6 separate regions of the Homo sapiens genome follow, and all the other regions are linked to region 5. A link is an interaction called in ENCODE POLR2A ChIA-PET data of the cell type or tissue named here. Cell type or tissue: Panc1. All regions are shown on one strand. Links, peaks and the distances in the headings refer to the core of each region. The heading gives the core; the rest is flanking DNA.

Evidence for each region. ChIA-PET counts read pairs that join two places held together with the same protein. Peaks named below come from ENCODE experiments on the same cell type or tissue, not always from the same donor. Only the 100,000 strongest peaks of a DNase experiment are listed, where the experiment ranks them.
Region 1: POLR2A ChIA-PET joins it to region 5 with 13 read pairs; 15 of 35 experiments call an interaction of 5 or more read pairs at or near these places.
Region 2: POLR2A ChIA-PET joins it to region 5 with 14 read pairs; 28 of 35 experiments call an interaction of 5 or more read pairs at or near these places.
Region 3: POLR2A ChIA-PET joins it to region 5 with 12 read pairs; 13 of 35 experiments call an interaction of 5 or more read pairs at or near these places.
Region 4: POLR2A ChIA-PET joins it to region 5 with 14 read pairs; 7 of 35 experiments call an interaction of 5 or more read pairs at or near these places.
Region 6: POLR2A ChIA-PET joins it to region 5 with 19 read pairs; 12 of 35 experiments call an interaction of 5 or more read pairs at or near these places.

The regions. Positions count from the first base shown.
Region 1 is chr12:120,170,224-120,175,274 of GRCh38, reverse strand. GCN1 (GCN1 activator of EIF2AK4) reads left to right here. Exons shown (of 58, transcript NM_006836.2): 12 at 63-113; 13 at 1,106-1,204; 14 at 1,449-1,622; 15 at 4,954-5,051. Among named protein-coding and RNA genes, the nearest start is that of MIR4498, 17 kb to the right of the region's middle. In Panc1, for the core only: no CTCF peak of the experiment used is centred there; no DNase peak of the experiment used is centred there.
Region 2 is chr12:120,180,064-120,185,114 of GRCh38, reverse strand. It overlaps GCN1 (GCN1 activator of EIF2AK4), which reads left to right. Exons shown (of 58, transcript NM_006836.2): 3 at 228-291; 4 at 872-1,003; 5 at 1,438-1,546. Among named protein-coding and RNA genes, the nearest start is that of GCN1, 12 kb to the left of the region's middle. RefSeq lists an enhancer at 1-908. In Panc1, for the core only: no CTCF peak of the experiment used is centred there; no DNase peak of the experiment used is centred there.
Region 3 is chr12:120,544,047-120,549,097 of GRCh38, reverse strand. It overlaps RNF10 (ring finger protein 10), which reads right to left. Exons shown (of 17, transcript NM_014868.5): 2 at 2,497-2,693. Among named protein-coding and RNA genes, the nearest start is that of RNF10, 12 kb to the right of the region's middle. In Panc1, for the core only: no CTCF peak of the experiment used is centred there; no DNase peak of the experiment used is centred there.
Region 4 is chr12:120,414,561-120,419,611 of GRCh38, reverse strand. No RefSeq gene overlaps it. Among named protein-coding and RNA genes, the nearest start is that of COX6A1, 21 kb to the left of the region's middle. In Panc1, for the core only: no CTCF peak of the experiment used is centred there; no DNase peak of the experiment used is centred there.
Region 5 is chr12:120,289,214-120,294,264 of GRCh38, reverse strand. RNU4-2 (RNA, U4 small nuclear 2) reads left to right here and starts at 2,362; the gene lies at 2,362-2,506. It overlaps RNU4-1 (RNA, U4 small nuclear 1), which reads left to right and starts at 1,028; the gene lies at 1,028-1,172. It also overlaps a transcript of SIRT4 not described here. RefSeq lists silencers at 1,038-1,147, 2,328-2,527, 3,265-3,559 and enhancers at 384-1,375, 2,368-3,359, 3,360-4,352. In Panc1, for the core only: no CTCF peak of the experiment used is centred there; DNase peaks (open chromatin) are centred at 1,184, 2,124, 2,634 and 3,294; H3K4me3 peaks cover 3,050 bases; H3K27ac peaks cover 3,041 bases.
Region 6 is chr12:120,164,159-120,169,209 of GRCh38, reverse strand. It overlaps GCN1 (GCN1 activator of EIF2AK4), which reads left to right. Exons shown (of 58, transcript NM_006836.2): 16 at 910-1,002; 17 at 4,489-4,564; 18 at 4,715-4,874. Among named protein-coding and RNA genes, the nearest start is that of MIR4498, 11 kb to the right of the region's middle. RefSeq lists an enhancer at 2,229-2,278. In Panc1, for the core only: no CTCF peak of the experiment used is centred there; no DNase peak of the experiment used is centred there.

The sequences.
Region 1 (5,051 bases), core at 424-4,423, 120 kb after region 5:
TGTTCACTCTCTTGGGAAATGTGGCATATGTGAATGTGAATCTTTGCTGTCTCTCTTCTCAGGCTCGGAAGGAAAACTAACTGTTGTAGCCCAGAAGATGAGCGTCCTCTCAGGTATAGGATTTCTTTTTTTTTTTTTTTTTTTTTTTGAGAGAAAGTCTTGCTGTGTCATCTAGGATAGAGTGCAGTGGTGCCATCTCAGCTCACTGCAACCTCTGCCTCCCAGGTTCAAGCGATCCTCATGCCTCAGCCTCCTTAGTAGCTGGGATTACTGGTGCACACCACCACGCCTGCTAATTTTTTTGTATTTTTAGTAGAGATGGGGTTTCACCATATTGGCCAGGCTGGTCTTGAACTCCTGGCGTCAAGTGATCTGCCCGCCTCAGCCTCCCAAAGTGCTGGGATTACAGGCAGGTACAGGATTTCTCTGCCAGGAGTAGAGCTGTGATCTGGTAGTAGATAAGCTTTTTTTTTTTTTTTTTTTTTGAGATGGAGTCTCACTCTGTCGCCAGGCCGGAGCGCAGTGGCACAATCTTGGCTCACTGCAACCTCTGCCTCCCGGGTTCAAGCAATCCTCCTGCCTCAGCCTCTTGAGTAGCTGGGACTACAGGCACACACCACCACATCCAGCTAATTTTTTTGTATTTTTAGTAGAGACAGGGTTTCACCACGTTGGCCAGGATGGTCTCGATCTTGACCTCATGATGCACCTGCCTCAGCCTCCCAAAGTGCTGGGATTACAGGCGTGAGCCACTGCGCCTGGCCTAGTAGTAGATAAGCTTTAACATAATTCTTAGGTAAGGCGAAGCCTTCTTTGCATCTTGACTCCTGTGACGATCTTGGGTCCAGCCTGCCTCCCAGGACCCTGCTGCTTGCCTGCTTGACAAGAGGGACTTGTTCAGGTCTAGCAGGAGGCTTGGCTTCTATAGAAGGCAGGAGGTGTAGAGGGGGCATTGAAGGAAGATCAATAATGGCCAAAGGAGAGGTATGCCTGCTGGAGACACAGAAGAGGTCTGTGACCCAGAGTGCGGAGGTGGCAGCAGTGGGAAGACTTGCCTCTGTGGTTCTGTGCTGATAAGAGACTGAACAGGGAATCTGCCTTTTAGGGATTGGGAGCGTCAGTCATCACGTGGTGTCTGGACCTTCCAGTCAGGTCCTGAATGGGATCGTGGCTGAGCTGTTCATCCCGTTCCTTCAGCAGGAAGGTAATTCTGTGCAACATGGTGAGCATGCGTTCTGTACTCATCCTTGACCGTGGTTTTTCACAGTTGGAGCTTTCCTTCCATAAACCTCTCCTAAAGACACACCTCCCTCAGAGCAAGGCTCGTAGCTGTCTGAAATATCACTGCTTCCTCCCGCTTGTACTCTGGCTTGTTTTTTGCACTGCTTGCAATGATTTGACATGGTTATAAGACATTGGACTGACTGGACTTCTGCTTTTTGCCCTAGTTCATGAAGGGACCTTGGTACACGCTGTCTCAGTCCTGGCTCTCTGGTGTAACCGATTCACTATGGAAGTGCCCAAGAAGCTCACTGAATGGTTCAAAAAAGCTTTCAGCCTTAAAACCTCCACATCTGCGGTGAGGCATGCCTACCTGCAGTGCATGTTGGCCTCTTACCGGGGTAAGACAACTCCCAGGGCTAGTGTCCAGGTCTCCTTGCAGAGGTTACTGAGTCTTTAGGGTATTGTTAGTGTTCCCGCTTTCCCTGTTAGTTCAGCTTATTTTGCACTGTTTAATTCTTCCTGAAATAAATGAGAGCATTGGGCTTAGCCCAAAATCCGAATTCAGTCTTCACAACAAATTCTGGCTTCTCCCCCTTGTCAGACTTTCAAAGTACAAAGCTTTATTCAGAGAGGACCAGAACCAGAACTTGTCACTATAGTATCTGAAATCATGGAGAAATGACTCAGATAAGACTGGTTTAAGGGCTGGGTGCGGTGGCTCACACCTGTAATCCCAGCACTTTGGAAGGCCGAGGCGGGCAGATCACCTGAGGGCAGGAGTTCAAGACCAACATGGCGAAACCCTGTCTCTACTAAAAATACAAAAATTAGCTGGGCATGGTGGCGGGCACCTGTAATCTCAGCTACGTGGGAGGCTGAGGCAGGGAGAATTGAACCCGGTAGATGGAGGTTGCAGTGAGCCGAGATTGCGCCATTGTACTCCAGCCTGGGCAACAGAGCAAGACTCTGTCTTGGAAAAAAAAAAAAAAAAAAGACTGGTTTAAAAAATCCAACTTCGTGTAAACTTTACTCTGGACTTATTAAAAATGACCACCGCCCTTCCTTCAGTGTTGAGGAACCTACTGTCATTTGGGCAAGCAGAGCTGGGGGAAACTTTCAAATCTGTATAGGAGCTTGGTCTCCAAGCTATAAACCTCTATTACTGATTTCCATCTCAGAGATATGCTTGTATTTCTTTTTAAAAAGATTTAAACTTATGAACTGTATTTAAAGAAGCATCTAGGAGAGGCTGGGCACAGTGGCTCACGCCTACCAGCACTTTGGGAGGCCGAGGCGGTTGGATCACCTGAGGTCAGGAGTTCGTGACCAGCCTGGCCAACATGGTGTAACCTTGTCTCTACACAAATACAAAAATTAGCCAGGCATGATGACAGGTGCTTGTAATCCCAGCTACTCGGGAGGCTGAGGCAGGAGAATCGCTTGAGCCCAGGAGGCAGAGGTTGCAGTGAGCCGAGATCAAGCCATTGCACTCCTGCCTGGGTGACAGAGTGATACTCTGTCTCAAAAAAGAAAAAGAAACATCTAGGAGATTCCAGGGCCTCCTCTTGGGAGGGGACCCCCTTCTGTGTGAAATGTCTTGTCTGATGAACTTTGTACTCACATATTTCTTTTAATGATAAGGGAAGAAGAATCTGACCATAAGAGATTTTTGCACTGATTTGAAAGCAATATATCTTTTTCTGAAATATGTCTCCCAGCTCAGAATCATAGATCATCTTTGTGCAGTGGTTTGTGAGGTTTATTCAAACCACAGGTAGTGCTGATTGAAGTCATAGATTTTCCATGGGTAGAAATGTACGCTCAATACATTTTCAGCTGCCTTAGGGATATAGTGAACTCACATCCATGACTTAAAAACAGTCTATGAGGCAGGCGAGCTGGCTCACGCCTGTAATCCCAACACTTTGGGAGGCTGAGGTGGGAGGATTGCTTGAGCCCAGGAGTTTGAGACCAGCCTGGGCAACAAAGTGAGACCCCCATCTCTACAAAAAAATTAAAAAAATAGCTGGGCATGGTGGTACATGCCTGTGGTCCCAGCTACACAGGTGGCTGAGGCAGCGGGATTGCTTGAGCCCAGGAGTTCAAGATCAGGCAGGGAAACATAGCAAGACTCTGTCTCTACCAAAAATTATATAAAAAGTCTATGTACTATATATATCAGTTTGCATTATTGCTGCATTGAATGACCATCAGTTGTAGGTGGGACTTTGAATTGTAGATGGCAAAAACTTGGTTTTACCTAGTCTCTTCAGCTTGAGCTAGTTCTGCTCGTTGCATTTATTTTTAATTTATTTTTTAAAAAAGGAATGCAGAGTGCCAGAACTCAATGCTCATTGCTTTTAAAATAAACATAATATAAAATAAACCTTTTAAAAACAAAACGAAAATAAACCTCTGTAATAAAGATTTCTTGGATTCAAGTATAAAACATTATCTGGGAAACTGCTTTCATTGTGAAATGTTCTGATGTACCCATTTAGTAGCTATGGAAACATGGAACAACAAACCAAGGTGTTGGGGTAGGGGGGAAGAAAACATGTGCTTGAGCTATAGTTTTTTTTTTGAGATGGAGTTTCTCTCTGTCACCCAGGCTGTAGTGTAGTGGTGCGATCTCAGCTCACTGAAACCTCCGCCTCCTGGGTTTAAGCGATTCTCCAACCTCAGCCTCCTGAGTAGCTGGGATTACAGATGCCCACCACCATGCCTGGCTAATTTTTGTATTTTTTAATAGAGACAGGGTTTTGCCATGTTGGCCAGGCTGGTCTTGAACTCCTGACCTCGGGTGATCTGCTCGCCTCAGCCTCCCAGAGTGTTGGGATTATAGGCATGAGCCACCGTGCCCAGCCAAACTATAGTTTTAACTGGTTTCTCTTTTTTTTTTTTTTTTTGGAGATGGGGTCTCGTTCTGTCACCCAGGCTGGAGTGCAATGGCACAATCTCGGCTCACTGCAACCTCCGCCTCCTGGGTTCAAGCGATTCTCCTGCTGCAGCCTCCTGAGTAGCTGGGATTACAGGCGTGCACCACCCCACCCGGCTAAGACAGGGTTTCACCATATTGGTCAGGCTGGTCTGGAATTCCTGACCTCATGATCCCCCCCGCCTCAGCCTGCCAAAGTGCTGGGATTACAGGCATGAGCCACTGTGCTTGGCTTCCTTTTTTTTTTAAAAGAGTTTAGTTCAGAGGTCAGCAGATTTGGACCCAAATTTAGAATTTGGGTCCGAAGGTCATCTGTATGGGGGAAGAGTACCAGATGGGAATTGACAGGATTGAGGGTGGCTCTGACTTGCCTCAACTAGCCGTGTGACCTTGAGCAACACACCTAATGTCTCTGCTTATCCATCAATTGAATAACTGGACCACGCCCAGCTAATTTTGTATTTTTAATAGAGACGGGGTTTCTCCATGTTGGTCAGGCTGATCTCGAACTCCCAGCCTCAGGTGATCCACCCGCCTCGGCCTCCCAAAGTGCTGGGATTACAGACGTGAGCTACCGCACCTGGCCATAAGGATTATCTTTCTCCCTCTAATTTTGTGGCTGTAGAGTTTGATTTAAGTTTTGATTTCACTTCACTTCTTTTTGAGATATTTGAAAAATTAACTGAAGGGTTTTAGTCGTCTGGTTCACAGCTGGTTAGATAAATCCTTTCTCAGTCCTGTCATTTCCAAGGATCAGGATGTCCTTTAAGGTGCTTGTCCTCTCTCCACAGGTGACACGCTGTTGCAGGCCCTGGACTTACTGCCCTTGCTCATCCAGACAGTGGAGAAGGCAGCCTCCCAAAGCACTCAGGTTCCCACCATCACTGAA
Region 2 (5,051 bases), core at 427-4,426, 110 kb after region 5:
TTATTTTCTTAGTTTCGTTCATTTAGCAAATGTCTACCCAAAGCTTTTCTGTACCAGGCATTTTCCTAGAGTCCTGTTTTGTTGTTGCTTTTTCCTCTTGGGGAGGAAGGTCTTAAATATATGGGGAGTGTCCAGTGGGCTGAGATCATGTCTGGGCAGAATACCTGACTCCAGCGGCTTACCAAGTGATTTTTATTGACCGCTGTCTGTGTAATCTCTGGTTTCAGATCTTCCAGAGGGAGCAGTGAAGGGGCTCTGCAAATTGTTCTGCTTGACTCTGCATCGATATAGGTGAGTCCCAGCCAAAGGCCCCATATGTGGAGCACTTTGTACAGAGAGGGGATTTAGAGTAGTGGTTAGAGCCCAGATTAGAGCCAGACTGCCTGGTGCCAAATCTGGGCTATGTCACATCCTAGCCATTAGATCCTGGGCAAGTTACTTAACCTCTCTGTGCCTCAGTTTCCTTGTCTGCAGAATGGGGATGGTGCCATTCTCTATCTCATGGGTGGTTGTTAGTAAGCGTGAGGTGCCTGGAACAGTTGCCTGCTGTGCCATAGTGGTCAATGTGTTTATGCTGCCATTTAGTCATGTGTGTTAAATCGTCTGGCCTACTTTGAGACCCTTATAACTGCTCCATAAATGTAGGTGCTGCCCTTACACACTCAATGGCTTATTTGCCCTTATGAGATACTTTTAGAACTCTAGGAGGAGGTGAGTTTATCTAGTTATTTCCTAATCCCTTCTCTGTTATCCACTGGAATATGGTGTGATCAGTTTCTCCTGAGAAAGACCAGTGTATGGCCTGAGCAGCCTTGCCCCTGCCTCTGCCTGAGGTCTGCATGTTCACCCTTTCCTTTGCCTCTCCCCCTAGAGATGCAGCCTCCCGCAGGGCCTTGCAGGCAGCCATCCAGCAGTTGGCTGAGGCCCAGCCAGAAGCCACTGCTAAGAACCTTCTACACTCTCTGCAGTCTTCTGGTATAGGCTCCAAAGCAGGTGTTCCCAGGTAAGAGGTAAAAGTTGTGGCCCCCTGAGAATTGGTACAGTCCTGCTCAGGAGAAGCTGATGCAGTTGACTGTGCACCAGAGGGAGGAGCCAGGATAGCAAGCTTAGTGGAGAAAACCACTTTCCCGAGGAGCAGGGTTGGGAAACAGTGGAAGCAAGGCCATTTTGAGGGGAACCAGTTGCCCACCAGGCCCCTAATGGTGGAAGCCATCTGTTTGTTTTTATAGTTGTCAGTGCCAAGAGATGGGAGTTTGGCCACTGAAGCCTGGACTTCTTGTCCTGAATTGCCACAGATGGTTTGTGGGGAACTTGTTTCAAGTTCTGTTCCATGAGGTGAAGGGAGGGTCCTGCATTACCAGGCGGGGCCTTAGGGACAGTGTTCGTCCTCAAGGTGGAGGCTGCTGCTCTGAACTCATCCCCAACTCTGCTCTGCAGTAAGAGCAGTGGCTCTGCCGCCTTGCTGGCCTTGACCTGGACCTGCCTCCTGGTGCGCATTGTCTTTCCATCGAGAGCCAAGCGACAAGGAGACATCTGGAACAAACTGGTAGGTTCCCTGTGTCTCTGAAGTAGCAAGGGTCAGCTTTCTGCCAGGAGTTAGAGCATGTTTCAGCACCTTCTTGGTGCCAAGTGCTTTTCTGGGTGCTGGGTGACCAGACACTCTGAGTTGTCCCGAGGTGTGTGGCTTTGGTGGATGGCCATGAGTGCAGCATAATCACATTGTTTGGTGTATTAGACATTTTGGAGCTTCTCTGTCAGGCATGGTGCTAGGCACTAGAAATGCAGTGATGCACAACAGAAATGAGGCCCCTGATTTCATGGCATGTGTGGAAGCCGTGACAGGCCAGAGTTGGGAAGACAGCCAAAAATCAAGTAGACTAGAAAATATCATAGTGTAAATCCTCTTGGTGTTTTTCTGGCTGATCATTCCATTCCCTGTGTTTGATTTCAGTGTTGAACTGGTGAATGGAATGGATTTTTTGTCTTGGTTTTGGTTCTTAAATTCCCTCTTTCCATTCTCTACCTGCTCCTTCCATATTCTCTTCTTTTTCTTTCCCCATGTCTGCTCACCAGGTTGGGAGGTGAGCAGAGCAGACATGTGCCTGGGTAGGCTTAGTGTAGGTCATGAGGAGTGGTTTTTTAGTGTAGGTCATGAGGAGTAGTTTTTTTTTTTTTTTTTTGAGACGGAGTCTTGCTCTGTTGCTCAGGCTGGAGTGCAGTGGTGTTGGCTCACTGCAACCTCTGCCTCCTGGGTTCAAGCGTTTCTCTTGCCTCAGCCTCCCGAGTGGCTGGGATTACAGGTGCCTGCCACCACACCTGGCTAATTCTTTTGTATTTTTAGTGGAGACAGGGTTTTTCCATGGTGGCCAGGCTGGCCTTGAGCTCCTGACCTCAGATGATCCGCCTGCCTTGGCCTCCCAAAGTGTTGGGATTATAGGTGTGAGCCACTTTGCCAGGCCTTGGATCTGATTCTTGTCCATGAGACTTGGCTGAGTCACTTAACTTCTGAGCCCATTTCCTCATTTGCAAAGTGGGAAAGAAAATACTACTCACCCTGTCCACCTCAAAGAGTTGTCGCAAAGCCAGGTTTCGTTGAGGGTTGAGATGACTGTGGAAACTGGAGAGTCCCAGGCAGGTAGGTGCCAGTGATGACCGGCCTTAGGAAACACAAGTACCGCTCCATGAAGCAGCCTGCTGGTTAGATAGAGGGCTGCATCCCTGGGAGCTTATCCAGCGCACCTCTGGGGACAAACATGGAATGGCTGTCAGTATAATTGATTGATGATGGATTAGAATGCTGAAACCTTGAGGGTCAAGGATTACGTATTGTGAGCTGGGACTCTCTTGGATTTGCTTCAGGGAATGGGTGTCATTGTTACCAAAAGCCTCCTTGTAAGAAGGGGCAAGCTCATTGGCTTATCTGCACTGAGTGGTTTTTTTTGTTTTTTTTTTTTTGTTTTCTTTGAGAGACAGAGTGTAATTCTGTCACTCAGGTTGGAATGCAGTGGCGCAATCTCGGCTCACTGCAACCTCTGCCTCCCAGGCTCAAGCAATTCTCAACCCTCAGCTTCCTGAGTATAACTGGGACTATATGTGCATGCCACCACACCTGGCTAATTTTTGTATTTTTAGTAGAGATGGGGTTTCACCATGTTGGCCAGGCTAGTCTCAAACTCCTGACCTCAGGTGATCCGTCTGTCTCAGCCTCCCAAAGTGCAGGGATTACAGGTATGAGCCATTGTGCCCAGCCTACTTTTTTTTTTTTTTTTTTTTTTGAGACGGAGTTTTACTCTTGTTGCATAGGCTGGAGTGCAATGGCGCGATCTCGGCTCACCGCAACCTCTGCCTCCTGGATTCAAGCGATTCTCCTGCCTCAGCCTCCCAAGTGGCTGGGATTACAGGCATGTGCCACCATGCCCGACTAGTTTTGTATTTTTACTAGAGACGGGGTTTCTCTATGTTGGTCAGGCTGGTCTCGAACTCCTGACCTCAGGTGATCCGCCCGCCTCGGCCTCCCAAAGTGCTGGGATTACAGGCATGAGCCACTGCACCTGGTCGTGCCCAGCCTACTTTTAAAAAAATGTATTAAAAAATTTTTTTATACACACACCATGATTCTGCAGACTTCTTTTTTTTTTTTTTTTTTTTTGAGACAAAGATCTTGCTCTGTCACCCAGGCTGGAGCACAGTGGCATGATCTCAGCTCACTGCAGCCTTGACCTCCTGGGCTCAAGCGATCCTTCTGTCACAGCCTCCTGAGTAGCTGGGACTACAGGCATGCTGGTGTATGCCTGGCTGATTTTTGTATTTTTTTAGAGATGGGGTTTTCTTTTGTTGCCCGGGTTGGTCTCGAACTCCTGGGCTCAAGGGAACCACCTGCTGCGGTCTTCCAAAGTGCTGGGTTTATAGGTGTGAGTCACCACGCCCAGCCAGTAATCCTTTCTATACTATGCTATATATAGGGAGTCCTCTGTTGCTTACGGTTTTTTATTGTTACTAACAGTTCTGCAAAGAATAACCTTGTACATATGCCATTTTGTATACATGCAAATGGAATTTATCAGCATTGCTTTCCACAAGCATATCTGCTTGCTTGCTTTTTCTTTTTCTTTTTTTTTTTTTTGAGACGGAGTCTCGCTCTGTCGCCTAGGCTGGAGTGCAGTGAGGCGCAATCTCGGCTCAGTGCAAGCTCCGCCTCACGGGTTCACGCCATTCTCCTGCCTCAGCCTCCCGAGTAGCTGGGACTACAGGCGCCTGCCACCATGCCCAGCTAATTTTTTTTGTATTTTTAGTAGAGACAGGGTTTCACCGTGTTAGCCAGGATGGTCTCGATCTCCTGACCTCGTGATCCGCCCGCCTCAGCCTCCCAAAGTGCTGGGATTACAGGCGTGAGCCACCGCGCCCGGCCACAAGCATATCTGTTTTCTGAGGGTGGCAGTTCACACGACTCACTAGTGACCTTGGGCATTTATGGCACATAAAGTCTCTGAGATTTTTGTTTGTTTTTTTTTGAGACAGAGTCTTTCTCTGTCACCAGGCTGGAGTGCAGTGGCGCTATCTCGTCTCACTGCAAACTCCACCTCCTGGGTTCAAGCGATTTTCCTCCTGAGTAGCTGGGACTACAGGCGCCTGCCACCACACCCGGCTAATTTTTGTATTTTTAGTAGCGACAGGGTTTCACCATGTTGGCCAGGATGGTCTCGATCTCTTGACCTTGTGATCCGCCTGCCTCAGCCTCCCAAAGTGTTGGGATTACAGGCGTGAACCATTGCACCTGGCCTTTATTTTTTGAGATGGAGTTTCGCTCTCGTTGCCCAGGCTGGAGTACAAAGGCGTGATCTCGGCTCACCGCAACCTCTGCCTCCTGGGTTCAAGCGATTCTCCTGCGTTCAAGCAATTCTCCTGCCTCAGCCTCCCGAGTAGCTTGGTTACAGGCATGCGCCACCACACCCAGCTAATTTTGTATTTTTAGTAGAGATGAGGTTTCTCCATGTTGGTCAGACTGGTCTTGAACTCCCGACCTCAGGTGATCTGCCTGCCTCGGCCTCCCA
Region 3 (5,051 bases), core at 320-4,319, 250 kb before region 5:
ACTAGATCTCAAGGACTCAAGGACATTGCTCAGCAATTCTCTCCCTTTTCCCCACATCACTTTGCCTCTCACCAGGACCATCCCATGAGCACAGACATGTTATCATTTCCCTAATCTTAAAATCCCTCAGCCGGGCGCGGTGGCTCATGCCTGTAATCCCAGCACTTTGGGAGGCCGAAGCGGGCGGATCACAAGGTCAGAAGATCGAGACCACCGTGGCTAACACGGTGAAACCCCGTCTCTACTAAAAATACAAAAAAAATTAGCCGGGCGTGGTGGTGGGCTAATAGTCCCAGCTGTAGTCCCAGCTACTCGGGAGACTGAGGCAGGAGAATGGCGTGAACCCAAGAGCGGAGGTTGCAGTGAGCCGAGATTGCGCCACTGCTCTCCAGCCTGGGGGGACAGAGCGAGACTCCATCTCAAAAAAAAAAAAAAAAGAAAGAAAAAAAATCCCTCAAGCTCATATTCCCTTCAAGCACCGCCTCACATCTCTGCTCCCCTTTAGAGCAAAGCCACTGAAAAGTACTGTGTAAATTTGCTGTTTCTTCTTCCCATCCTCCTATTCTCTCCAATCTACATGCCATTTTCAAATCGAATGGTCAACTTTCAGTCCTATTCTTAACCTATCAGCAACACTTGACAAAACTGATCACCTTCTGCAACACCTTTCAGCAATTTTCCTCCCGCCCTGACTGTGCTCTCTTCTGCTGGTTTCTTATCCAGACTCAGAGGTTCAGTTCTTGAACCTAATCCGTTTTTGGAACACTCACTCCTTAATCTATCTCACTTAGTTCCACAGCTTTAAGCACCAACTGTATGCTGACAGCTCTCTAACCTGGGTCTCTTCCTTGACTGCTGATTCACAGTTAACTACCTACCTCTACTTATATTCTGCTTATATTTATCAAATAGGAATTTCAATGTACATATAACATTTCCAAACTGAAGTTCTTTATCTCAACCCTATTCCCCTCTCCCAAAAAAACTTTGTGCTCTTCTTGAAAGAATGTTCTCCATTCCAGCAAAAGGTACCTGAATTGGGCTTATGCCAAAAACATTACTCATCCTTTTCTCTGCTCAGACCCCACATCTAACAAAAAGTCTTGGCTCTATATGGAAGTAATATCTCAAATCTTAACGTCTCTCACCACCTCCATCACTCACCCTCTTTCAAAGCTTCCATCACTCTCACCAAGAATATCTTTGTAGTCTCTTAGTCTTCCTGCTTCCACTCTTCCCCTTTAAAACTCCGCATCAGGTTACCTTACTTTTCTCCTTAAACCTTTCAATGGCTTCTCATCTCTCTGAACAAAAGCCAAAGTCCTTCAAAGCCCCACATGATCTGATCCCTTTCCTAGTCTTTGGGTACATTTCCTACCTCTCCTCCTCCACTTACGGTAGCCTACTTGCTTTACCTCAAACCAATAAACGCACTACCACCTCCCGTCCCTTGCATGTGCTATTCCTTCAGGCTAAGACACTCTTCCTCAAAACCATGTAACATGGCCAGGTGTGGTGGCTCATGCCTGTAATCCCAGCACTTTGGGAGGCCAAGATGAGAGGATTGCTTAAGGCCAGGAGTTCAAGAGCAGCCTAGACAACATAGTAAGATCCACTCTCTAAAAAAGAAAAAGAAAAAAATTAGCCAGGCATGGTGGCATGCACCTGTATTTCCAGCTACTCAAAGCTGAGGTGGGAGGATCACTTGAGCCCAGGAGGTCAAGGCTGCAGTGAGCCATGATCATGCCAATGTACTACAGAGCAAGACCATCTTAAAACAGAGCAAGACCATCTTAAAACAACCATATAGTGTGCTCCCTTGCTTCTTTTAGGTCTCTCTCAAAATCCACCTCCTCAGAGAAGGTGTCTTTAAAGCACCTTCTAAAACTGTTTTCCTTGTTACTCTCTATCCCTTTACTTCCCTCAGTCTATATTTTTTTTATCTGTCTTATTCTATCATAATTGCATGGTATGAAACGTAATTTACTCTATCAGTCTCTTGTAGATAGGCATTTAGGTTATTTCCCAATTTCGCAACTACAAACAAAGCAGTGAATACCCTTGTACATAAATGTCTTTATGCACTTACAGAAGCATAGCTAAGAAACTCCTAAAAAAAATTTGAGACTATAGATATATGCATTTTACATTTTGCTAGATTACAAAGGCAAATGTCATTAATGTCATTTTATTACCTAAATATTCCAAAAAGTACCTCTAATTCAAGAGTGATAACAGAAAGACCATACAAATTAAGGAACCCCAAATTTGTCATAAAGGAAATTTTCCTTCCTCCAAAGAAATTTTCATAACCTTCAGGGGAAAAAAGGAGGCAAGGTTTCAAACCTGGTTAACCCTCTCGCCTACTCAAGACTGCTTTGATTATCTATTCCTCTACCTCTTGTTCCCCTTCTCAACTACTGATAAACTGGGGGACGGGGGATGGGATCAGATCTCATGCTTATGCTCTAGAAAGGACATTCTCAAATTCCATACCTCATCTCGTCTTCCACCATTAAAAGAAGAGCTAAAGAGTTTGCTGCTGCCGCCGCCCCTTTGAGGAGGCATCTTGTTAAAAGTCTTGCTTTTCTGTGAACTGGAGCGACGGGACTGGTTGTTAAAACTTTCATTTTTGGGGTAGGAAAGTTCACGTTTGCGATTATAACGCTTGGATCCACTGGAGTTCTTTCCATCTGAAAGCAAGAAACACAAAAGAACGTCTTAAGAAGCTGATACATTCACTTAGCCAACTGCCCTCCACCTCCCAGCAAAAAATAAGGGTGAATAGGCCCTTTGACCACCTTCAGGAATCTGGGTTTGGGCCAGAGCATGAGTGCTTTGAGCAAGACAACACATAGTAGAGTGTTTTTTTCTTGCAATAATGAAGCCTAACGGGTCCCCTCCCTCAAAACAAACACAGCGTAGATCAAACCACATGGATTCTCAATCCATAATGTCTTTACTTTACACAGCTTAACCACTGTCCTTGTAAAAGTTCAGTCAGATAAAGTTACAGGAAATGAAACAGGCATTCTGTATTAAGGAAAAGTATTTTACCTGGTAACAGGACAGAAGAGATTCCTTTTTAAATTACTATAACATAACCAGATTCTATACTACAAGGGGTTGTCCTAGGCCTTAGCAAATATATTCAAAAGGCATTAACAGCAAAACTGTGTTTACAGAAGCTCTAGAGGTCAAATTCAGAAGCTGTTAAATTGACAGAACAAAAGAAGTTGAGCTCTAAAAGCATACTGGGGGCTGGGCGCAATGGCTCACGCCTGTAATCCCAGCACTTTGGAAGGCCGAGGCAGGTGGATCACCTGAGGTCAGGAGTTTGAGACCAGCCTGGCCAACATGGTGAAACCCCATGTCTATTAAAAATACAAAAAATTAGCCGCGCATGGTGGCGGGCACCTATAATCCCAGATACTTGGGAGGCTGAGGCAGGAGAACTGCTTGAACCTGGGAGGCAGAGGTTGCAGTGAGCCGAGATCGTGCCACAGCACTCTAGCCTGGGCAAAGAGCAAGATTATCTCAAAAAAAAATTTAATTAAATAAATAAAAGCATATTGGATCAGATTGAGTCATATCCTTTTTAAAAATGGCCAGGCGCGGTGGCTCATGCCTGTAATCCTAGCACTTTGGGAGGCCGAGGTGGGCGGATCACGAGGTCAGGAGATTGAGACCATCCTGGCTAACACAGTGAAATCCTGTCTCTACTAAAAATCCAAAAAAAAAAAAAAAAATTAGCCGGGCATGGTGGCGGGCACCTGTAGTCCCAGCTACTCGGGAGGCTGAGGCAGGAGAACGGCGTGAACCCCAGGAGGCAGAGCTTGCAGTGAGCTGAGATCGTGCCACTGCACTCCAGCCTGGGTGACAGGGCGAGACTCCGTCTCAAAAAATAAAAAATAAAAATGTTTCTTGTTTTTCTCTTCAATTATAATATGTGTTCAATTCTGAAAATAGTGTAGAATAATTTAAAGTTGCCAGTACCCACAGAGCACTAACTCATTAACAGTGTTTTCCTTTTAATCTCCATTTTACATACGTGTCACAAATCTTATATAAAATGACAAGCATAGAAGATATATTGTTTTCTGCTTACTACTCTGTGAGCATTTTTATGCATCCCTAGTCTTCAGAAGCATGATTAATTGCTGTACCCTTCTTGGCCACATACTTACAGAATAATGTAACCAATCCCCCATTGTTGTATATTTAGGTGGCTTCTAATTTTTTGTTAGTTTAATATAATACCATTGGGAGTCTCTTTACACAGAGGCTTAGGTGATTATGTCAAATTCTCAAAAAGTGGAACTGACAGATAAAATATGGTCATTAAAGCCATTTACACATCCCTAGGTTGCTTTCTAGAACCGTTACACCGATTTATTTATACTCTAACAACATAATAATTACTTATGCACTTTATTTATTTAGAGACAAGGTTTTGCTCTGTCACCCAGGCTAGAGTGCAGTGGCACAATCTCGTTCACTACAACCTCCACCTCTCAGGCTCAAGCCACCCTCCCACTTCAGCCTCCTGAGCAGCTGAGACTACAGGCACTCACCACCATGTCCAGCTGATTTTTGTGTTTTTTGTAGAGACGAGGTTTGCCTTTGTTGCCCAGGCTGGTCTTAAACTCCAGAGCTCAAGTGATCCATCTGCTCGGCCTCCCAAAGTGCTGGTATTATAGGCATGAGCCAACACTCCCAGCCAATTTTTTTTTTTTTTTTTGTAGAGTTGGGGTCTCACTTTGTTACCCTGATTGGTTTCCAACTCCTGGACTCAAGCAATCCTGCCTCGGCCTTCCAAACTGTTAGGATTAAAGGCATGAACCACCATGCCTGGTTTATCTTTTTTTTGTTTTTAACAGTCTCACTCTATTGCCCAGGCTGGAGTGCAGTGGCGCAATCTCGGCTCACTGCAACCTCTACCTCCCGGGTTCCAGCAATTCTCCTGCCTTGGCCTCCCAAGTAGCTAGGATTACAGGCATGAGCCACCACGCCTGGCTAATTCTGTATTTTTAGTAGAGATGGAGTTTCGC
Region 4 (5,051 bases), core at 675-4,674, 130 kb before region 5:
CGGGGTTTCACCATTTTGGCCAGGATGGTCTCTATCTTCTGATGTCATGATGCGCCCGCCTCGGCCTCTCAAAATGTTGGGATTACAGGCGTGAGCCACCGCGCCCAGCTATGGCTCACTCTTGATGCTGCACATTCTGTGGGTTTGGACAGATGTATAATGATATGTACCAACTAACTTTTTGGAGTCTTTCCAAAGCATTCAACTGCATTCATAGAAACATCCGTCTTCTTTTCCGACTCATATTTTATCAGTTTGTCCTATATAATTATAAGATTTAATTACAAGAGTAACTGATGGCCGGGCGCAGCGGCTCATGCCTGTAATCCCAGCGCTTTGGGAGGCCGAGGCAGGCAGATTACTTGAAGTCAGGAGTTCGAGACCAGCCTGGCCAACATGGTGAAACATTGTCTCTACTAAAAATACAAAAATTAGCCAGGCATGGTGGTATGTGCCCGTAATCCCAGCTACTCCGGAGGCTGAGGCACAAGAATCGCTTGAAGCTGGGAGGTGAAGGTTGCAGTGAGCCGAGATTATGCCACTGTACTCCACCCTTGGCAACGGAGTGAGACTCCGTCTCAAAAAAAGGAGTAACTGATGGGAGAACCAACCCCCCTGACTCTTGATAACCACATGGTCACATCTTCACTCAACAGGAGTTAGTGGCTTGTCACACTAGAAATGAACCCACCAGCTGCTGTGGGCCTCACATTGTTCTAGATTTTATAGCAGGCAAAGCGAGCATTTGTTAAGCTAGTGAGCCAATTCCAGGGATTTTTTTTTTTTTTTTTTTGGTAGAGACGGGGTCTTGCCAAGTTGCCCAGGCTGCTTCTGAACTCTTGGCCTCAAGCAATCCTCCTACCTTGGCCTCTCAAGTCGCTGGGATTACAGGAATGAGCCACCACGTCTGGCCTCCCATGAATTTTTAATCCAGTGAGTTGGTTTATCCAGAAAGCTTTCCCTATACAACCATAAACAAAAAGTATAACAAAAAGTGATCTCACTGGAGTAATTGAAGTGACCAGGGTTGATTCTGTCCTTTTTACTCATTTATATTTTCCAGCTTTTTGTACCTTTAATGTAGATGAAAGTTGGGATGTGTGTGTGTGTGTGTGTTTTGAAGACTTAATTAAGACTATAGGGTCATATATGCCTAGGGCTGAATGAACTATACTAGACTTCAAATTCCTTGAATCGAGCGTATTGTAAAAGGCTGGACTTGACATAACATGCCTAATTGGGATAATGACAGTGGAAAAATCTTGGTATTAGGCCATGTTTCTCAAAGTGTGCCCCAGGACTGGCAGCAGCAACATCGCCTGGGAACTTGCTAGAAATGTAAATTCTTGGGAGCCGCCCCAGAACTGCTGCATCAGATACTTTGGGATGGGGTTCAGAAATCTGTGTTTGAACAAGCCCTCCAAAGGATTCTGGTGTTCCCTCAAATTAACAGATGGCTCACCTCACAGGTTTACCACTCAGAGGCTGTGTGATCTCAGACAAGTCACTGCACCTCTCTGAACCTATTTCTTCTCTGATAAGAATAATAGCAGACCTACCTTACAGAATGATTGTGAAGGTTAAATTAAATAATATGTGTAGGCACAGTGCCTGACACACAGAAGACACTCACTAAATGTTAGGAAAGCTAATATTATTTTTAGGAATTCATGAGTGGCAGCTCTAATTAGGGTGAAAAACATGGGAGTAGGGTGTGGTAGCTCACACCTGTAATCCCAGCACTTTGGGAGACTGAGGTGGGAGCATCACTTGAGTCCAGGAGTTGGAGACCAGTCTGGGGAATATAGTGAAACTCCTGTCTCCACAAAAAATTTTAAATTAGCTGCATGTGGTAGTATGTGCCTGTAGTTCCAGCTACTCAGGAGGCTGAGCTGGGAGGATGGCTTGAGCTCAGGAGATTGAAGCCGTAGTGAGCCGTGATTGTGCCACTGTACTCCAGCTTGGGCAACTGAGTGAGACTTTGTCTCAAAGGAAAAAAAAAAGGAAGAAAGAAAAACATTTGGGAGAAAAGAGGAAAAGATGTTATGGAGTTTAAAATATTTCTGGTGGGGAACAGTGGCTCATGCCTGTAATCACAGCACTCTGGGAGGCCTGAGGCAGGAGGATTGCTTGAGTCCAGGAGTTCAAGACCAGCCTGGGCAACATAGTAGGACCCCATCTCTATAAAAATAAATAAGTACCTATAATCCCAGTACTTTGGGAGGCTGAGGTGGGCGAATCACTTGAGGTCAGGAGTTCAAGTCCAGCCTGGCCAACATTGTGAAACCCCGTCTCTACTAAAAATATAAAAATTACCCGGGTGTGGTGGTGGGCACCTGTAATCCCAGCTACTCGGGAGGCTGAGACAGGAGAATCACTTGAACCCAGGAGGTGGAGTCTGCAGTGAGCAGAGATCGCACCACTGCACTCCAGCCTGGGCAACAGAATGAGACTCAGTCTCTAAATAAATAAATTACAAACTATTTCTGACTAGGCACTTTGACCTTATTATGTACCTTCACCCTCCGAATAAACATGTTAAAGTAGAAGCAGGTATCATTATATTCCCTGCCCATTTCACAGATATGGAGACTGAGGGTTGGTGGGGCTGAATGATAGCTAAGAAGTAGCAGAGCTGGGACCTAACCATATCCATGTGCCCCACCTCACTCTCAGCCTCAAACAGATGCAGGCAGATTGCCCACTCACCAGAGCCTCCCCCCTTCCCCAAACCATCTGCCCCTCTGATTGTTTTCTTGGGGCTCTAGAAGTCAGGCCTTTCAGCTCATCTTTACTGCACAGGGATTTCTCCATTGGCCGGTTTCTGCTGCCTGAGACCCTTGCCCAGCCCCAGCCAACACCAGCATGATTCACTTTCTGTTTTTTTGAGATGGAGTTTCCCTCTCGTTGCCCAGGCTGGAGTGCAGTGACGTAATCTCGGCTCACTGCAACCTCTGCCTCCCAGATTCAAGCAATTCTCCTACCTCAGCCTCCCAAATAGCTGGGACTACAGGAGTGCACCACCACACCTGGCTAATTTTGGTACTTTTAGTAGAGACAGGGTTTCGCCATGTTGTCCAGGCTGGTCTCCAACTCCTGACCTCAGGTGATGCACCCTCCTCGGTCTCCCAAAGTGCTGGGATTACAGGTGTGAGCCACCGCGCCCAGCCATGATTCACATTTGAACCTGAGACCAGAGCTCATAAATGCATTAATTCATTAATTTCTCAAACATTCTACATGCTATGGGATAGGTACTTGGGGTACAGAGAGGAGCAAAATGGACATTGGCCCTACTGCAAAGAACCTGAATATTCACGTGGAGTATTTCCCATCACTTTCTAGGCCTAGCCTTGATTTTTGCTGAACCCGGGCCAAGGCAGAGGCACAGGTGCCTCCACAGAGCAGAACCAGACAAATATTGTACACTATAGTCAGTGCAGGGATGGGAACACAACCTGGCTCTGTAAGAGGCCAGAAGAGGCCCTTGATCAATCTGCGGGTGGAAGGGAATCCATGAAGACTTCCTGCAGGTGGTGACCTCTGAGGCTGATTAGGAGGTGTTTGCCATAGTGTTTCATCATTTTCTCATTTTATAGATGGCAAAATGAGTCCAGAGAGAATGACTTAGCCCATGTATTCAATCAATTGAGCAAACATTTCCCTAATATCTACATTCCCCATTATTGAGCCCTGAGCCTGGGGATACAGAGGTGAATAAGGTTAACAGGCCTGCTAGAGGGAATGGTATAGAGAGGCCTCAAGTATCCAGGATACCTCACCAATCACTGCCCATTGGCCTCTGTTTTTTTGTATGTATTTTATTTTATTATTATTATTTTGTAAATTTTGAGACATGGTCTCACTCCGTTGTCCAGGCTGGAGTGCAGTGGTGGAAATATAACTCACTGCAGCCTCAATTCCCTAGCCTCAAGCAATCCTCCCATCTCAGCCTCCCCACTAGCAAGGACTACAGGCATGTGCCACTGTGCCCAGTTAATTTTTTTTTTTTTTTTGGTAGAGATAGGATCTTGCCATGTTGCCCAGGCTGGTCTTGAACTCCTGAGATCAAGAGCTCCTCCCACCTCGGCTTCCAAAGTGCTGGGATTACAGACGTGAGCCACCACACCTGGCCTATTTTATTTTACCTTTTTAAAAGTCAGGATTGGCCGGGCACGGTGGCTCACACCTGTAATCCCAGTACTCTGGGAGGCCGAGGCAGGTGAATCACCTGAGGTCAGGAGATTGAGACCAGCCTGCCCAATATGGCAAAACCCCATCTCTACTAAAAAATACAAAAATTAGCTGGGCATGGTGGTGCACACCTGTAGTCCCAGCTACTCAGGAGGCTGAGGTAGGAGAATTGCTTGAACCTGGGAGGTGGAGGTTGTAGTGAGCTCAGACCGTGCCACTGTAGTCTAGCCTGGGCAACAGAGCGAGACTCTTTCTCAAAAATAAATACATAAATAAAATTAAAAATGATAAAAGTCATGGTTATTGCAGTATACATACAGTAAAATTCTCCCTTTTTAGTACATATGTGGCAAATGCATAGTCCTGTAATCATCATCACAATCAAGACACAAAGACACAGGTCATCATTTGAATCTTTTTTTTTTTTTTTGAGTCGGAACCTTGCCCTTTTACCGAGGCTGGAGTGCAGTGGCGTGATCTTGGCTCACTGCAACCTCTGCTTCCCAGGTTCAAGCAATTATCCTGCCTCAGCCTCCGGAGTAGCAGGGACCACAGGCACGCACCACCACGCTCAGCTAATTTTTGTATTTTTAGTGGAGACAGGGTTTCACCATGTTGGACAGACTGGTCTTGAACTCCTGACCTCAGGTGATCCACCCACCTCAGCCTCCCAAAGTGCTGGGATTATAGGTGTAAGCCACCGCGCCCGGCCCATCATTTGAATCTTATGTTCATCCCACTTCCTGAGTCCAAGCCTTCCCCTTAATTCACTGTGTTATCTTGGGCAACTCTTGCCCTCTTTGAACCTCAGTTTCTTCATCTTTAAAATGGGAACCATAAAACCACCCTTACAGGAT
Region 5 (5,051 bases), core at 455-4,454:
TCCAGCACTTTGGGAGGCCGAGGCAGGCAGATCACGTGAGGTCAGGAGTTTGAGACCAGCCTGGCCAACATGGTGAAATCCTGTCTCTACTAAAAATACAAAGAGTGGTGGCATGCATCTGTAATCCCAGCTACTTGAGAGATGGAGGCAGGAGAATCGCTTGAATCCGGGAGGCAGTGGTTGCAATGAGCCGAGATCATGCCACTGCACTCCAGCCTGGGCAACAAGAGCAAAAACTCCATCTCAAAAAAAAAAAAAGATAACATCTCATACAGTGAAATATTATTCAGCCATAAAATTAATGAATTCCTGATATATACTACAACATGGATGAACCTTAAAAACATTATTCTGAATGAAATAAGACTGACCTCAAGGACAAATATTGTATGATTCCATTTATATATATATAAAGTACTCACAAAGTCATAGAGATAGAAAGTAGAAAAGAGGTTGCCACGGGGGCTGGAGGAGAAGGGAACAGGGAGTAAGGGTTTAATGGGTACAGAGTCTCAGTTTCCACCCTTGGGCATGAAAGATAAAGTTCTGGAGGTAAGTAGTGATGATGGTTACACAACAATGTGAACATATTCTATGCCAGTGAATTTACACTTAAGGTTAAAATGGTAAATTTTATGTATACTTTGGCATAATTTAAAAAAAAGTTTGAAAAAGAAAAAAGACAAAACAATAATCGTCTTTGGAGAAGTCTGTTACACTGAATCTGGAGCCAAGTGAACAGAACCCTGATTTTGATCCCTTTTCTCTCAAAAGCCCTTCGCAGTCTCTGAATTAAGTCTATTAGCATGTTCCTCCCATAGTGCTTTGCTTCATATCAACAAAAACCTAGCTAAGTGAAATCAGCAACGATATGCAGAAACCACCTACGCAGGTCACAAACATCTTTCTATGATTGTATAATTTTCAAGCAAGCAATAAGTGAAGATTTTTCCATAGGCCCTAAACTCACCTTTGCGAAATAGGAAGCTGGTTTATTGGGAGTGATGAGCAGGGGGCGTAACAAATTAGCTTTGCGCAGTGGCAGTATCGTAGCCAATGAGGTCTATCCGAGGCGCGATTATTGCTAATTGAAAACTTTTCCCAATACCCCGCCGTGACGACTTGCAATATAGTCGGCACTGGCAATTTTTGACAGTCTCTACGGAGACTGAATTTTCTTGCAGTTGAACAACAGAGGCTTTTTTTGTGTGTGTGGGGGTGCTTGGTTTTGGGAGGTTGAAGAGTACTTGTTCGCAAACTCTCTAAATGAGAGATGGGGAAGTGTCTTACCAGCTGATTCGCGAGAGCACCTGCAAGTTTACCTGTTTTAGTGATTTGCGTTTATGAAAGTTGGAGTTGCTGATTTTGTGATCTCTACTTTTAAGGTAAAAGCAGGGCGGTGTTGACTTTTCTTGCCAGTTGGCTGTCCTGTTTTCTTTCTCGCACTGTTTTCTTTTTGAGACGAAGTCTGTCGCTCAGGCTGGAGTGCACTGGCGTGATCTCGGCTCGCTGCAAACTTTGCCGAACCCCTGTTTAGCGATTTCCGTTTGTGAAAGTTGGAGTTGCTGATTTTGTGATCTCTACTTTTAAGGTAAATGCAGGGCGGTGTTGACTTTTCTTGCCAGCTGGCTGTCCTGTTTTCTTTCTCTCGCACTGTTGTTTTCTTTTTGAGACGAAGTCTGTCGCTCAGGCTGGAGTGCACTGGCGCGATCTCGGCTCGCTGCAAACTGCCGCCCGGGTTCAAGCGATTCTCGTGCCTCAGCCTCCCGACTAGCTGGGATTACAGGCGCCTGCCCACCGCACCCCGCTGATTTTTTTGTATTTTTAGTAGCGACCCCGTTTCACCATCTTGTCCAGGCTGGTCTTGAACTCCTGACCTCGTGATCCACCCGCCTCGGCCTCCCAGAGTGCTGGGATTACAGGCGTGAGCCACCGCGCCCAGCCGTGTTCTCCATTCAGATTTTGTCACAGTGACGTCCTAAAATTATTCCCAACTCCCCCCACCCTGCTGTTTCCGCACCCTCGAGCACAGCTAGTCGTCCGTCTGCGCCCTCCAGGCTCGCTTTCCCACTGCTCACTCTCCTCGCTCAAAATTCAAGTCTCAACCGAGTCATCTCTGTGACGTCACGTTGATTTGCATAAGATTCCCCAGCGTCCCAAGCGAATATTCTTATGGTTTTCAAAACCTGAATGTTTGACACGGGATGTTCCAACAACAAGAAACCTCCTATGCAGATGGGCCTTAAATACGGCTGGTGGAGTGGGAACACGTCGTATACACGGACACACGGGCAGGCACTCACCCTCAATGTAATGGTAGTCATCATCCGTGGGGGAGCGGGGCGCGAACAGAACCTTTCCAGCTTTGCGCAGTGGCAGTATCGTAGCCAATGAGGTTTATCCGAGGCGCGATTATTGCTAATTGAAAACTTTTCCCAATACCCCGCCATGACGACTTGAAATATAGTCGGCATTGGCAATTTTTGACAGTCTCTACGGAGACTGAATTTTTAAAAGTCTAAAGAAAAGGGTTTTAGGAAGTTGTATTATAGCAGGTTGTGTCTTATGTTTGGTTTGATAAGTTATGAGCTGTTCCTATGATAGTTTTTTGGTTGTTGTTCAGGAGTATTCCGTGATTGAATGTCCGGGGTTCTGTGCGGGTACTGTGAGTTGTTTTCCAAAATGTATGACACTATGTTGGGAACTGGGTTCTAACTAAGACAGTTATCGTTAATCTTTTTTATCCAAATGCAGCCAGCGAGTGAGCTACTCCACTTCCTTTGTCACTGAAGGTCACAGATTCCCTTAAAGGGAAGGGGAACTCTAAAACTAACACATTAATACATCCAAAGTCTTCCTTTTTTTTTTTTTTTTTTTTTTTGAGACGGAGTTTTCGCTGTTTCCCAGGCTGGGGTACAGTGGCGCGATCTCGGCTGACTGCAACCTCCACATTCCGGGTTCAAGCGATTCTCTGTCTCAGCCTCCGGAGTAGCTGGGATTACGGGAGCCCAACATCACGCCCGGCTCATTTTTGTATTTTTAGTGGAGACGGGGTTTCGCCTTCTTGGCCAGGCTGGTTTCAAACTCCTGACCTCAGGTGATCCGCCTACCTCGGCCTTCCGAAGTGCTGGGATTACAGGTGTGAACCACCGCGTTTTCTTCCTTTTAAAGCGACCAAGAGGGAAAAAGGCACAGAAGATTGCTCAGGTCCTACTGTGGAGTCCTCGGCAGAGCTGGGGCTTATCAGGTTCTCTTGCCCCTAGTGTGGTACTTGTTCCCACTACACCAGCCTCTTCCAGTCTTACCTTTTTACGAAGACCTGGGCTGTCCATGGACAGAGGTCCTCAGGAGTCACAACTCTGGGCATGGCGGATCCAGCTGGACCTGCTTAGGACACCGCCCATAAAAGACTCCTCCAGCCTGTAGCAAAAAGAGGTGGCAAAAAGGGTGGCAACAGTACCTACAAGGTCAAAGACGGTGCTGGGAAAAACAGCTCCAGTGGCAAATTAAACTCAGTCCCCAGTTCAAGGACCTCACAGACTGGAGACGTGGAGGCGAAGGTAGCAGTGAGCTGAAATTGCGCCACTGCACTCCAGCCTGGGTGACAGTGAGACTCTGTCTCAAAAAAAAAGAAAAAAGAAAGAAGAAGAAGCCGGGAGCGGTGGCCCACGCCTGTCATCCCAGCACTTTGGGAGGCCAGGGCGGGCAGATCACGAGGTCAGGAGTTCAAGACCAGCCTGGCCAACATGGTGAAACCCTATCTCTACTAAAAATACAAAAAAAAAAAAAAAAAAAAAAAATTAGCCAGCCATGGTCGTGGGCGCCTGTAATCCCAGCTACTCGGGAGGCTGAGGCAGGGGAGTCGCTTGAACCCGGGAGGCGGAGATTGCAGTGAGCCAAGACCGCGCCATTGCCCTCCAGCCTGGGCGACAGAGTGAGACTCCGTCTCAAAAAGAAAAAAAAAAAAGTTATCCAAAACTTAGAAATAACGTGAAAAGAAGAGTGCATGTCCTTTCAAAATCAAACTACAACAATTTCTTAAATTTTGGCGTGCATAAAAATAACCTTGAGAATTTGTTAAGACACAGATCGAATCCCCATTCCTAGAGATTCCAATTCAGGAGGCCTGGGATGGAGACTAAGATTCTGCATTTCTAAAAGTTCGCAGGTGCTGGTCCAGGGTCCACAGCTTGAACAGCAGGGGAAGAAATGTAGCATTGTATAATTAGCATCATCACACGCTAGAAGAAAACTCGACTTACTGTTTATTGCAGATTTTTTATTAGAGATGGGTTCTTGGCCGGACCTGGTGGCTCACGCCTGTAATCCCAGCACTTTGGGAGGCCAAGGCAGGAGGATCTCTTGAGTCCAAGAGTTCAAGACCAGCTTGGGCAACATCATGAGACACTTGTCTCTACCAAAAAATATGAGAATGTTTTTGTTGTTGTTCTTTTTGTTTTTGTTTTTTGGAGAGAGCAGGGTCTCACCCCGTCACCCCAGCTGGAGTGCAGTCATGCAATATCAGCTCACTGCAATCTCCACTTCCCAGGCTCAAGTGATCCTCTCACCTCAGCCTCCTGAGTAGATGGAACTATAGGCACGTGCCACCACACTCAGCTAATTTTATTTTATTTTTTGTAGGGGTGGAGGTTTTGCATATTGCTCAAGCTAGTCTCAAACTCCTGGGCTCAAGCCACCCACCTGCCTTGGCCTCCCAATGTGCTGAGATTACAGGCATGAGCCATCGTGCCTGGAAAAATTAAAAAATTAGTGTTTGCCTGTAATCCTAGCTACTCAGGAGGCTGAGGCAGGAGGGTTGCTTGAGCCTAGGAGGTCGAGGCTGCAGTGAACCGTGATATCGCCACCGCACTCCAGCCCAGGTGACAGAGTGAGACCCTATCTCAAAATCCCCCACAAGGAAAATCCAAACAAAAAAATTGAGGTAAAATTTACATAACATAAAATTAACCATATTAAAGTGGATCCATTTTTTTGTTATTATTCTGCAAGCAAGGAGGGGAGAGAGGGCTTCATGTGATTTTTACGTATCA
Region 6 (5,051 bases), core at 381-4,380, 120 kb after region 5:
CGCCTCCTGCCTCAGCCTTCCGAGTGGCTGGGACTACAGGCGCTACGCCGCCACGCGCGGCTAATTTTTTATATTTTTAGTAGAGACAGGGTTTCATCGTGTTAGCCAGGATGGTCTCAATCTCCTCACCTTGTGATCCACCCACCTCAGCCTCCCAATGTGCTGGGATTACAGGCGTGAGCCACTGCGCCCGGCCAGGCTTTCTTTATTTCATCTCCCAATCTCTGCACTGGGACACACCTGAACTTAACTCCTTTGGTTAGGAATGGAGCTCAGCTCTCCTCATGTAATATCGTGTGCTCACTGTGGCCATGCAAGGCACTGGGCTACCTGGGGGAATGCTAAGATGAACATGACCTTCTTCAGCAAATTTCAGGGTGCTTACTTCACAGTAGGCGCGAGGAAATACAGAAATATATCCGTAGCTTAAGACAAAATGCGGCATTAGAGCAGTTTTGAAGGAGAGATTGCTTTTAGTTGGGGGGGTGGGTATTGGGAAGGGCTTCATGGAGGAAGCATTTGAACTGGTACCCTGAAGCCTCTGAAGGATTTCATTATCCTGAAGGGATGGCCCAGTGTGAGTCCAAACAGCCCCAGTCAGGGAAGGGCAGGGAAAGCCAGAGTCTGTAAACCTCAGGTATTCCAGCTTGGCGCCTGGGGTGGATGGGAATTCCGGATGAGAAGCAGTTCACCTAGGATCCTGTAGGCAGCAGAGAGCCACCGAAGAGTTTCGTACAGGAGGTGATACCAGAAGGACTGAGGTCAGTTCCCCAAATGGAAGAGCACTGAGCCTCCTGCTGCAGAGGAGGGTTTGTCAGCAAAGCCCACCCCAGCAGCTTCAGGATGGAGTAGATCAGCTCTGGGGGATGTGGTGAGCTGCGTCGTGGGGTAACCTTTTGTTTCTTGCAGAGGCCAAACTGAGCAGTTTCTGGCAGTTGATTGTGGATGAGAAAAAGCAGGTTTTCACTTCTGAGAAATTCCTGGTCATGGCTTCAGAGGATGGTAAGTTACTCCATGCTTAGTTGAACTCGGGATTGAGGCAAAGTCTCTTTGGAAAATCTTCAGAGAGGACCCTTTCTTGACCAACCAGTCAGGTCTGCAAAAACCTGGGCCAGAGTGATCTGGCCAACAGCTTAGCTGTTGTGGGAATAAATTCATTCCTGTAGGGAACATAAGGTTAGGGAAATGGGACTTGGGAGATGTGTGGAGACAGAGCAGTAATGGCTGTGGAGCTACGACATGAGCTGTAATTATAGCTGATTGGGTAATTGGTGCTGTCTCGGAGGTTTTCTTGTGTTAAGGCAGCTGAGAAGCTCTTGTGGAGTCTGGCAGGCTCTACTCCCCCACCAAGAGACACAAAAACTACTGGTTTCTATCCTGGCAGAAAAGGAACAGTTGAATTTTAAATATGTGTTTAATATTCTACGTTGCCTTAGGAGTGTCTGCCACTAATTGGTGATTTGAAGAGTCGTTTGACTCATAAATCGCAACATCCCATTAATGAGCTACAACTGTTAGTCATTTCCTGGTTTTAGAAAAATTTTTAGCTAAATTTTGAAAAGGAAATAGACTAATGTAATTCAAAAATAGATACAAGAGGGTCTACATTGAAAATTATACCCCTGCTTTGATCTCTGGCTACCCAGTTCCTCGGCTATAGATAACCAATTTTATTAGCTTCTTCTGTAGCCTTGATATTTTATATATATGCAAGTAAATACCTGTATATGTTTGTTCTGTACCTTTTTTACACAAATGGTAGTGTGCCTGCCGTATGTACTGTGCTTTCTAGACCTGGAAATGAGTCCATATCAGTATATAATGAACTTCATCATTCTTTTTTTTTTTTTTTTTTTTGAGATGGAGTTTCGTTCTTATTGCTCAGGCTGGAGTGCAGTGGCATGATCTCAGCCCACCGCAACCTCTCCCCCTGGGTTCAAGCGGTTCTCTTGCCTCAGCCTCCTGAGTAGCTGGGATTACAGGCATGTGCCACTACCACCAGGCTAATTTTGTTTTTGTTTTTTTTTTTCTTAGTAGAGATGGGGTTTCTCCATGTTGGTCAGGCTGGTCTCGAACTCCCGACCTCAGGTGATCCACCTGCCTCGGCCTCCCAAAGTGCTGGGATTACAGGCATGAGCCACCATGCCCGGCCTCTTTTTATAACTCCATAGTAATTTGTTGTTGTTGTTGTTGTTGAGACAGGATCTCACTCTGTTGCCCAGGCTGGAGTGCAGTGACACAGTCATGGCTCACTGCAGCCTCGACCTCCCTGGTCTCAGGTGGTCCTCCCACCTCAGCTTCCTGAGTAGCTGGGACTACAGGTGCACACCACCACATCTGGCTAATTTTTGTATTTTTTTTTAAGAGACGGGGGTTTCACCATGTTGCCCAGGCTGACCTTGAACTCCTGGGCTTAAGCAATTCTCCTGCCTCAGCCTCCAAAAGTGTTGGTGTTACAGACATGAGCCATCGTGCCTGGCCTTAGTAATTTTTTTTTTTTTTTTTTGAGACAGAGTCTCGCTCTGTCGCCCAGGCTGGAGTGCAGTGGCGCGATCTCAGCTCACTGCAAGCTCCGCCTCCCGGGTTCACGCCATTCTCCTGCCTCAGCCTCCTGAGTAGCTGGGACTACAGGTGCATGCCGCCACGCCTGGCTAATTTTTTGTATTTTTAGAAGAGATGGGGTTTCACAGTGTTAGCCAGGCTGGTCTTGGTCTCCTGACCTCATGATCCGCCCACCTTGGCCTCCCAAAGTGCTGGGATTACATGCGTGAGCCACCGGATCAGGCATTTTTTTTTTTTTTTTTTTTTGAGACAGTCTCACTCTGTTGCCCAGGCTGGAGTGCAGTGGTGCAATCTCTGCTCATTGCAACCTCCACCTCCCGGGTTCAAGCAATTCTCCTGCCTCAGCCTCTTTGAGTAGCTGGGACTACAGGTGCACACCACCACACCTGGCTAATTTTTGTATTTTTAGTACAGACGGGGTTTTACTATGTTGGCCAGGCTGGTCTCGAACTCCTGACTTCAGGTGACCTGCCTGCTTTGGCCTCCCAGAGTGCTGGGATTACAGGCGTGAGCCACTGTGCCTGGCCGTAATTTTTAATTATTAAAAAAAAATAGGCTGGGGCCGGACACGGTGGCTCACGCCTGTAATCCCAGCACTTTGGGAGGCCGAGGCGGGCAGATCATGAGGTCGAGATCGAGACTATCCTGGCCAACATGGTGAAACCCTGTCTCTAATAAAAATACAAAAATAAGCTGGGCGTGGTAGCAGGTGCCTGTAATCCCAGCTACTCGGGAGGCTGAGGCAGGAGAATCTCTTGAACCCAAGAGGCGGAGGTTGCAGTAAGCCGAGATTGCACCATTGTATTCCAGCCTGGGTGACAGAGCAAGACTCCGTCTCAAAACAACAACAACAACAACGAAAACAAAATACATAGGCCTGGCATGGTGGCTCATGCCTGTAATCCTAGCACCTTGAGAGGCTGAAGTGGACTGATCACTTGAGGTCAGGAGTTCAGAATTATCCTGGCCAACATGGTGAAACCTCGTCTCTACTAAAAATAGAAAAAAAAAAATTAGCCAGGCTTGCTGGTGGGCTTCTGTAATCCCAGCTACTCAGGAGGCTGAGGCAGGAGAATTAGTTGAACCTGGGAGGCGGAGGGTGTAGTGAGCCAAGACTGCACCACTGCACTGTAGCCTGGGCAACATAGCGAGACTCTGTCTCAAAAAAAGTAAAAATAGGCTAGGTGCGGTGGCTCACGCCTGTAATCCTAGCACTTTGGGAGACCGAGGCAGGTGGATCACCTGTGGTCAGGAGTTCAAGTCCAACCTGGCCAACCTGGTGAAACCCCGTCTCTACTAAAAATACAAAATTTGGCCTGGTGCAGTGGCTCACGCCTGTAATCCCAACACTTAGGGAGGCTGAGGCAGGTGGATCACGAGGCCAGGAGATCGAGACCATCCTGGCTAACATGGTGAAACCCAGTCTCTACTAAAAAATATAAAAAAATTAGCGGGTGCCTGTCGTCCCAGCTACTCGAGAGGCCGAGGCAGGAGAATGGTGTGAACCTGGGAGGCGGAGCTTGCAGTAAGCCCTGAGATCGTGCCACTGCACTCCAGCCTGGGCGACAGAGCGTGACTGTCTCTCAAAAAAAAAAATATATATATATATATGTGTGTGTGTGTGTGTGTGTGTGTGTGTGTGTGTATATATGTGTATATATGTATATGTATATATATGTGTATATATGTGTATATGTGTGTATATTATATATAAAATAAATAAAAATAGTATATACTTTACTGATTCCAAAATACATGTGTGCATAAGCAAAAAAAAAAAAACAAGCTGTAATTTCACTTCGAGTGATAATCACATTTATATTTTGGTGTTAATTTTCAGTTCATTCCAGTTATTTCTGGGTATTGGTATGTATGTGTACACTTAACTATTTTAAAAACACTTCCATTCCTTTTCTTCCCTCCAAGCCCTGTGTACTGTGTTGCATCTGACAGAGAGACTTTTCCTTGACCACCCGCATAGACTCACTGGCAACAAAGTTCAGTACGTGAGGCTGGCTTACCTTTTCTTTTGGGCCAAATGAGGCAAAGGCTGGCAGGAACCCGAGAAAGGGTGTGTGGCAGGTGGAAGGGTTGGCTGTGGAAAGCCCTGCTCTTGGCCTTCCCCCAGACCTGTCTGTCCCTGTGCTTGCAGGCAGTACCACCGGGCTCTGGTGGCGGTGCTCCTGAGCCGCACCTGGCACGTCCGCAGGCAGGCTCAGCAGACAGTTCGGAAGCTGCTGTCCTCTCTTGGGGGCTTTAAGCTGGCGCACGGACTCTTGGAGGAGCTGAAGACTGTCCTCAGTTCTCACAAGGTGAGGGCATCTGGGCTCTAGAACTGGGGCTCTTGGATCCACTTAGCTGCCCCTGCTTACGATGTGGGGTTTTGGCTGGGCCACTCCCTGGGTGTTCTTTCTTAATCTGTGTGATGCCAGCATCTTCTGCTCTGCCGTCAAGCTCCAGTAACATCTTTCATAGGATTCCTTTTCCTT